Regions from separate parts of the Homo sapiens genome. Here region 1 is linked to region 2. The links are chromatin loops, found by intact Hi-C in ENCODE. Cell type or tissue: MCF 10A. All regions are shown on one strand.

Region 1 (5,000 bases), 150 kb after region 2:
ATTGGTTTTACAGATAAAGGGGATGGGGTGTTACCACACTACTTTATGTTTTTACAGAAAAAAAAACAAAAACAAGCACGGCTAAGTGGCAATTATATTTTGCTACTATTGCCAATATGATTCTATTAACTATGTTAAGAAGCTATAAAGTAAAATATTTTGCTGGTTACTTCTTTAGTCAACTCGAGTAGATATTATCTCTTGACTAATGAATAAAGGTTCATTTGATTATAAAATGCAGTAGTATATTAGTGTGATCTTGGCGCATATTATATGTGGTACAATAGCTAACTGGCATAGATTCTAATTCCGATGCTTTTATGTAGGCCTTGCTTCCCTATTAAAATTGGAAGTGTTAATTTGCCAGTAATCACTCCACTTTCTCCTATCGTCTAGCAAAAAGGACAGGCCCTTACTGCATGGATAAAATGTAGTAATGCATTTAGTGCTAGGCCATGATTTTAGACCTCCAGCTGTTTTACTGGTTGTATAACTAAAAATAAGATAATGTTATGCTGGGTAACCACGGCTTTTGTAGGCATTCACATTTTACAAATCACTGCACAGTATGCAAACCATTATATTTTTTAAATGCTTAAATCCGACCTGGGAGTCTCACACTTCCATTATTAAAGAAGAGCTTGCTAGACTGTGAAGTGGTCTGAATCCTGGAAAGGGAAGCTGGTGGGCTGAGTTTATACTGTCCGAAAAATTCCTCCACACTACCCATTCCTGAAGCCCGGTTGAAAACAGGCATTCCTTGCCGTCAACGATGAAGAGCAGAATTGTCAAAGGTTGATGGGGTTTTTTATTTTTATTTTTATTTGATCTGTAAACCTCCTACTTATTCAAATAATGCAAACCAGAGAGCAGTATATTGAGCAAGAACAGTGGCGAGAAATAGCATGCCTCTCTAAACAGGCTTACATTAAAAATGAAGGATCAGAGGAAAGAACTTTGCTGGTTCACATCATGCAAACACATAAAAGTCCTGTGATATTTATACTTCTGTGATCTAATCAGAAGCCCAAAGCATGCTGTCTTTAACTGATTTATTTGTTTTGCATGAAAGCATTGATAAATAAGTAGAGCTATCCTGAGCCACATTTTTACAATGGCATCTGCTTTCAGAAATCCCAGTCATTCAGAACAAATGCTCCTGGAGCACAGTGTCCCACATAGACACAAATACTGGTAAGGACTTGGTGAAACTGTACGGTATCTGAAATTGCTCTCAAGGTTCTATGGATGATTTACATTAAAAACAACAACAACCCGACGACGACAACTGAGATGGCCTTTAACTTCTCCAAACACTGCATCCCATATAGAAACCCGAGTTTATGTAGAGGCATCTAAAGCTCATATAAATGTGGTTGCATTCCCTACTTGGGCAGGGAAGACAGAGATCCCTGGGAAGCGAAATGATTCAGGTGTCAGTCAATCAAGGCCAAATAAAAAGCAAAACGTGTGTAATTAGAAGTGCATACATGTTCAAGCAATGTTAGCTGATTCTTAGATCCAAATTTTAACTCGCTTTTAATCACCGAGTGAGTAGTTGGGAGGCTGATCATAGGAATGGAAGAGAGAAAATAGGCTTGTCTGTGACTTCCAACCATTACAATGTTGGTCGAGGGGCCAGAGAGGAACCAAAGGGATTTGGGAGGGTGTATTTGAAAAATGAGACTTAGTATATAGGAAATGAGATTAGAAATCACTCCATGTGTGAGCTTTTAGGAGTGGATTTCTATGTGGGATTGCTAGAGGGAGAGGGACAAGGTTATTGATTCTGTGAAAAAAAGTGAAGGTACAAAGATCAGTCAAAAATGTAGTGTTCCTGGGAATCCAGAAAAATTAAGGTGTATAAAACTCATCTTTTCTAACAAGTTCCTCATGTTCTTCAAGAGTGAAGACTAGAATCCCTTCCTTCCCCAGCCTTTGTCTCCTGCACAGGTACTGTTCGCTACTCTTAAGGATGCAAAACTGGGTCTTCCATTAAGGCAGGAATGGGCAGGACTCCGTTGGTCTAAAATGTATCTCCTATGGGGCCAGGCATGGTGGCTCATGCCTGTAATCCCAGCACTTTGGGAGGCCGCGGCAGGCAGATCCCCTGAGGTCAGGAGTTCGAGACCAGCTGGACAACATGGCAAAACCCCATCTCTACCAAAAATACAAAAATTAGCCAGGTGGTACGTGTCTGTAGTCCCAGCTACTCAGGAGACTGAGGCAGGAGAAGCACTTGAACCCAGGAGGCAGAGGTTGCAGTGAGCCGAGATCATGCCATTGCACTCCAGCCTGAGCAACAAGAGCGAAACTCCATCTCAAACTAAATAAATAAATAAAAATAAAATATATCTCCTGTTGGGTTTGGCTCGGGATCTTTAGAGCCAGAGGGGAACTTAGAATCCGTCTGGTGCAAACCTCTAATTTTATACACAGGGACCTGTGACACAGAGACGTTAAGTGGTTTGCCTGAGGTCACACAGCTAATAAGCCATGAATTAAGCCAAATCTTTCTGAGCCTAAGTCGTGTCTTCAAGTTAATAGTACCAGACTGTCTGTACTTTCAATTCTTTCCACTCCAAAAAGGCAACTGGGAATGGTGAAACTAATTCTTCAAAATCATACCTATCCCCTTCACAAGGGACAAAATCAAATGTCAGAAGATAAAATGTCACAAGCCATGCTTTGGCATGGACATGAAGCACAGTCTGAGAGCCTGTCTGAGTGGACAAGAGGCTGTGGCTGAGGAGTGGCCAGTGACGAGCAGGGTGTGGACAGAGGCCTCACCTCCCCTCGGAGCGCCAGATGGCAAGCACAACTTCTCTTTGAGTCACCAAATCACTGAGTCACACCTTTCCTTTCTGGCTGACTCCAGCTTAATCCGAAGGGTGAGGTGAATATTCCCAGTCCTAAACTGAAGACTGTGCCTTTTTTTTCTAGGGAAAATGAAAGACCTAAGGAACTTAGCTTGGGGTTTGGTTGTTCTTTTGAAGCTTAACAATATCTGCATCTCAGGCCAAATTAACAATTCACATATATGTATATAAAAACATAAACATATATATACATTATATGTACATAAACATATATATACATAAACATATATATACATAAACATATATATACACACCATAAACATATATATTAAAAAACCATAAAACAAAAACAAAGGCCAACTTTTAACATATATAATGTATAATACATATTATACATTATATATGCTTGACATGTTAAAGTATTATATAATACATATATATGTATTGTATATGCTTAACATATATGTTTAACATAGATAATACATACATATTATATAACTATATATGTTTAATATACATATGCTTAATATATATGTTTAACATATATATGTTAAAGTTGGCCTTTGTTTTTGTTTTACGGGTTTTTTTAATGTCCTAAAAAAGCCCTAGGGCCTTTGTAAGCATTTTCAAATAATGCCAAGTTCTTAACATTATCCTTTGAAGCCCTGCAAGTTCCAGCCAATTTGGCCCCTACTGTCTTCAAGTTTAAGTGCAACACTTTTACTTCAGAAAAATTAAACAACAGACATATGACATGAAGTCATCTAAGTATGTTGATGCTGTGTCTTCACATTTGCACCAGGTCCACAGATACGACCCCTCCACTCTCAGCCAATCCAGCTCCTAGGATTCAACGTTCTGAAATCCAGGCTCTTTTCGATCAGCTCATTGAAAGCGCGTTACCTCTGCACTCTGCCCTATCCCCACCTTCCTGGCTGTCCCATGTCTCAGCCTAATGACAACATATTAACTAATTTACTTTATCAGTCTTGTGGTTGCTGGGAAAATATTTCACAGATTAGATAACTTATTGAAGAAGGCTGAAAGTGCCTCTTCTCTCTAGCCTTGTGGCAATTAGTAGTCACTCAGCCCACCTACAGTTTGGTTCCCATCTCTGGAAGGTGCCCGGATGTTCTGAAGCCCTTCCTCTCATTCTTCCTTAACTATGCCAGGTATTCTGGAAAACTGAAAGGCCAGAATAACATCTCATTTCTCTCCCACTTCCCCCAAAATATTATATTCATTGAGTAGAGAAGCTTTTGACAAGGAAAGTCTTCAATAAACAAATAAAGCAGGCTTTTTTTAAAACTCTGAAGTTATCTCAAAGCAGATATCACATTCAAAAGATGATGAGAATTAGGCTTTCCCCCACCCACCAATCACTCTACTGAAAGCCATTAATATTATTAGTTGCAAATCCATTAGGTTAAATTGCCTCATCACATTTTCTAGACCATGATCTAGGAAATGTAAAGATGAGGGGTAAAGAGTGAGGACAGATTCCCCTGGAAGAGAAGTTATGACCACTCAGCAGGCAAGATTTTTCTACTGAAAGGGGGCAGTTCAGTGGGATTCTCTTAATGTGAAACCCTAGGGTTTCACATTAAACTTGTTAGTGTATAACTAGCACCCTTGCTTTTGCTAATTATATAAACCTGTTAGCTGCTATTATTTCTTGACCATTTCTTTAGTCAGTGTTGCCCACTCCCTAAGTTTAAAAAAGTTACATAAAGTTGTATTCATACCTCATCAGTGGGTGATGCTTCTGTATCTTTGTCCTCTGAAGATGATGTGGAGAGATAGCCCATCAACAGTGCCTTCTATAGCTCTAGAGATACCCTCCCTGGTCTCCGAGACTTTGGCTGTTAAGTTTGGTGCTGCTCAACATTTTAATATTTTTATTATTGCTATAGAAATATTTCTTAATTGTAGATGTTTAAATATCACTCGCCATTTGTTGAATCTCTAAGAAACTGGTGGGTTTTCTCATTTCTGCTTCAGAAACAAGGAAATAAGAGATTAGGTGGTACTCAGGATTAGTATTCTTCCTGAATCCTGTTTCACAGCTCCCTAAGAGGCAGCACCTGCACAAAGAGGGAAGAGGATGGGCATCTTTTTCTTGGAAGCAGGAGCACCTGGGTCCCAGTCCAGGCTTGCTCAGCCTTTCCCTAGCTGTGTCAC
Region 2 (5,000 bases):
TCTTGATTCTAGTATATGAAGCTGTGAATCACTCCTGTTAGACCTGTTGAGTAAAACAGGAAACTTGGGGAAATAAAAAAGGGAAGCAGTGTCAAAAGCAGAATGGATTGCCTCATAGCTATCAACTCATCCTCTCTGCGGTGGGGCTTTTTTTTTGCAGTGAAGTCTTGGAGGAAATAAGGGAACATGAGGGAAGGAAGATCCTGGCCTTGGACATCTCTTTTTATCCTCAGTCAGGAGAAAGACAGACAGAAGTGTGTGGAAGCATAAATGACTCATGTTTTGGCATAAGATTTTTATGGGCAGCCAAGTTACTGGATATCCCCAAGACTTCAGTGGACCCTAAAAGTGCTTAGAGGAAAATGCATAAGTCAGGAAAGCACTGAACACTTGACTGAGGACAGACAAATGCACACCATATTGATTTCAACAAAGCTAAATACTCAGTAAGCAGCGACTCATTAAAAATTGAGTGAGGAGAGTTGCTGAACAGTTTCTAGGAAGCAAAAGATGGCCAATGAAACAAACAGCTCCACACCCAATGTTACAAAATATCATTGCCTTGGGATTTATTTAGTGTTGGTGTTTGTTTTCTATTAATGAACTTCATAGGATTTTAAATTTTACTTTTGACTTCAGCTCCTCTACCATATATTTTTCTTAAAGTCTAGGACTTCGGATTATGGAAAGACTACTGTGTGTGTGTGTGTGTGTGTGTGTGTGTGTATGCATGTGCACACACTCATGTATCCATGTGTACATTACGTTGGCTTAAAACATGTAAAAGTGTGTACATATATGTGCTTGAGATATAGCTCTACACTATATGTATACACACACATACTCAAACATAGGTATGTACACACAGACGACATGTACCTTGCTCTCCTTTAGATGTGGAAACCTCTAGTGTGGAGTCTGTATCATATGGTTCTCATATAGTGCAACATTTATAGCACTGGTTAAGTGCTGAGCACAACATGAGCACTTAACAGATACTAAAAATGTTTTTAAACTTTAAGAGAGGAGAAGTTTAAAAATCCAGTCCCTTTGAAAGCGTTTAAAGTAACATAAAAATTCAAAGGAATAGAGGCACCATTTGGTTAATTAAAGCATCTTCTGATAAACCTTTGATATGGCTGACTGCAACATTAAGTGGCAAAGTGGCCACTTGTCCAGGACAACCCCAAACCCTAAAATTCTTGTGGTGGAGAAAACTATTTGGAAATATTTCTCTAAATTAATTCAAAAGTGTCTGAGGTCTTCTCATTTTTATTGTTCTCCCTAAAGAATATAAAGTGGAAAGAGTAATGAAAATAATTTATTTGAAAGACTGAGAAAATAATTCCTTAAATAGTTTACAAGTAGCCAAAGATGCATGATATTGGTAGTGCTGAAAGGAAGGGAAGAAGAGAGGGAGAGACGGAGGGAGGAAGGAAGGGTGGCAGAGAGGAAGAGAGGGAAGAGGAACAAAGAAACAAAAAGAAAAGAAAAGAAACACTGCAGCTGTGAATTGACTCCAGACCAGAGTATATTCTTTCTTCATCTGAGGTATTCTTAATACATTCCTGAAACTTCCAGAAGGATTTTCAACAGTTGAATGGGCCAAAGGAACTTGCATAGTCTCCACGTCCAAAGGCCAAACTCCGTTAAGGGAATGTAAATATATACCCTTAGGGTAGCATCCAGGGATACGGAATAAAAATGTTTGCTTATTCATGTATATATCCCCAAGACTGTAGAAAGCTCCTCTTCTTAAGAATATAACCTTTCAAGATGCAGGGACAAGAAAAAGCAGAAGAAAGAAAAAATACTAATGTCTCAGCAGCTCGACTGTGCATCTGAGAAAGACTTGACAGGCGACTCGGCACATCACGTCAATCTCATCTTAAAACCAAAATTCTGATGTCATATGGAGATGGCACACTGACATTCACTGAGCTCATGCTTAAGGGATTTCTCATCATGCGTGTTCAGACACTATCCCTTTTTAGAGTCTTGATCTGTGTCTCACTGGCTGAGCACTCAACAGGGAGGGAGTAGGTAGCTCATATTGCTTGCAGAATTTACATAAAGTGCTTAAACAGATATGTAAACCCTGGGTGACTTGCCAGGCATGGTAGTAAAATTTCTCAGCAGGCGTGATACCCTGTAGCGAGGACCTTCTAAATGGACTCACAGGGAGAAATGGGGCGGTTCAAAGGTAAAGACAATAGTTTCAAGCCTACACCAAGGCGAGCTGGCACAGGGATTGCCACAGAAAGAGAGGTGGCAGTGTTTAACCACTCCAGTTCTGGAAAACTCCATCCATCCCTCCTCCACCACCACCACCACCACCACCTCCTCTTGCTCAACACAGTGCTTCAAAGGAGCTTGGTGAATGGGCGAGTCTTGGGCGATGGGACTGAACACAACCTCCTGCTCACTGGGCCACCTGGATTGCCTAATAGCTGTCAACTCATCCTCTCTGCGGTGGGGCTTTAGTGTTGCCCTGAAGACAGCACAGCACAGCGGCTGGTAAGCCAGGACCTTTGATCCTTGCAGTCTCCACTATCGGGGCTTTTTCCCCCTCTTTTTCTGTCTTTCTCCAAACTTTGAAGATAATGAGTCTTAAATATTTGCAAGTAATTAGAAGGTGTGGCTGCCAAGGAAAAGTGAGTATTTTTCTTTTAAATGGGAAGAGTAGGTACTGTGCTCATCACACATCTCTAATTATATCACATGTGCTTATTTGGTCTCTGATAAACTGATCTGGCCCTGGTAGGGAAACCACACCTAGGAAGTAATGAGCCCCTCCTGCAACAATAATAGCCATTAAGAGGCGAGAAGCAGAGTGTCACCATGAGTTAATTATTTATCATTTACTGACAACTTCATCCTTCAACTTGCTTTTCAGCTTCAATATCTGAACAATGGAAGTAAGGGGACTGTGTATTCTCCTACAGGAACAGAGCAGATGATTTCAGAAAATACTATATGAAGTCTCCTTTTATTATGCATTTAAACAATTTTACTGAAAAACAAAGTCACCCTCTATCTCTAGGTTCATTTTTGGTACTTTTCATAGTGTGTGTGTGTGTGTGTGTGTGTGTGTGTGTGTGTGATGAAAGGACACATACAATTTGAAATGTGAGCAATACTTTATTATCCATTGCTAATGAAGAAAAAATCAGAAAGTCTAAAGGAAGCAAATACATAACTAAATGGATCACTGGGATAAAACCTTTACCCATATGAAACGTCCAACAGCTACCCTGAAGGGTAAAAATAAAAATGATAGCTTGGCTTATTCAGTCATTCTCCCACTTGACCGAACAATCTCTCAGCATAGAGAAGATGCACGCAATTATCTCACCCTGTAGGATTTGGCCAAGGTCTATGTAGTAGAACTTTCTTTCCTCCCCTATTTCTATCTCAGATGTAAAAAGGACATTTCAGATCATTTACCCAATGCCTTCATTTTACAAGGAATAAACTGAGGCACAGAGAAAGGCTGTTGGAGTGGCCCACGATCAAAAAATCAGCTAACAACAGATTCAGGTCTTCTGGTCCCACATAGAGTGGCAGCTGTCCTTGCCCTTACCCAGACTTTGCCTGTTCTCCAGTCCTTTAACAGGATGCTCCTAGCCAGCTGAGAGCCTTCACAGGCCTCGCTGCCCGTAGCCCAGCACCTGAAAAGTGAGGTTGTTAAACAGAGGCACTCACAGTCTTTCCTAGTGAGTCCGCTTTTCAATTTATAAAAGATAAAACGTTTTGGTAAGTTGTCAAAGTAGCAAAATGAGCTTCTTCCTCTACTCACATGTGTTGCTATGTGATGTTCACCTATTCTTGGGATTTTGTTTTCTTACACCTTCTAATTGTCTCATTGACTTTACCCTTTTAAAGGTGTGTGTGTGTGTGTGTGTGTGTGTGTGTGTAAACATATATGCATGCATGTATCTACACAAATATATTTTTTCCTGTTCAAACTACTCAACTAAGAAAGATGCATGAGAATATAAATAACACTTGTCTCACCTTTTTGAGTATTGACTTTGGACTATTTAAGAAGGATTTTAGTTTATGAGCTGTTGCCAAAGCATTTCAGTTTTTCTCTGAAGGCACTTCTCTAAGGCAAAATAAGGCTGAATAATGGCTTTTGGGGACAAGGGAAGTGGAAACTTATTTGTTTGTGTTTTTATAGGAACACAAATTAGAATAGGTTGAGGACTCCAGTATCCTCAATCCCAGAGGTATCCAGGGACGCTTCATTCTCAGCTCATGGCTGATTAGTACCCTCTTTTCTGAGAAACACAGGGGTTTGAGTCATTTATAGTATTTGACTAATCTCAGAATTTAAAGGAAAACTCAAAAGACTTTGAAAGTAAAAAGGCCATATAGGGCTGGGTGCAATGGCTCACGTCTGTAATCCCAGTACTTTGGGAGGCGAAAGCAGGAGACTGCTTGAGCTCAGGAGTTCAAGACCAGCCTGGGCAACATAGTGAGACCTCGTCTCTACAAAAAATAAAAAAAAATAGCAGGGCATGGCGGTGCCTACCTGCAGTCCCAGCTCCTTGCAAGACTGAGGCAGGAGGATTGCTTGACCCCAAGAGTTCAAGGTTACAGTGAGCTGTGATCATGCCACTGCACTCTAGCCTGGGCAACAGAGCAAAACCTCGACTCAAAAAAAAAAAAAAAAAAAGTAAAGAAAAGGGCCATATAGTAATATATGATACTAGATTAAAATCACAGGTTTCCAAGATGTCACTCATGGTTTTAAACATTTTACACGTATTAAATCATTTAATCCTTAAGACACCCCTGTAAGGCAGATACCATTATTATACCCACATTTCACATGAGGAAACTGAGACACAGAAGTTAGACAACAAGGTTACACCACTGGTCAGTGCTGAGCCTAGAAGTGGAGCCTGCACTCTGCACCCCAACACACTGCCCCCGGCCCCCGCCCAGTGAAAAGCAGGCTCCGTTCAAGAAACCAGGAAGCATCAGGTTGACAT

What was found. A loop is a pair of places that touch in the nucleus more often than their neighbours do. Peaks named below come from ENCODE experiments on the same cell type or tissue, not always from the same donor. Only the 100,000 strongest peaks of a DNase experiment are listed, where the experiment ranks them.
Region 1: a loop joins it to region 2, with 2.6 times the contacts of the local background. A loop is called at or near these places in 2 of 110 quality-filtered maps.

What each region holds. Positions count from the first base shown.
Region 1 is chr6:10,235,045-10,240,044 of GRCh38, forward strand. No RefSeq gene overlaps it. Among named protein-coding and RNA genes, the nearest start is that of TFAP2A-AS2, 170 kb to the right of the region's middle. In MCF 10A, no CTCF peak of the experiment used is centred here; a DNase peak (open chromatin) is centred at 2,817.
Region 2 is chr6:10,082,443-10,087,442 of GRCh38, forward strand. It overlaps the pseudogene OFCC1. Among named protein-coding and RNA genes, the nearest start is that of TFAP2A-AS2, 320 kb to the right of the region's middle. RefSeq lists a silencer at 30-230. In MCF 10A, a CTCF peak has its summit at 2,260; DNase peaks (open chromatin) are centred at 129 and 2,379.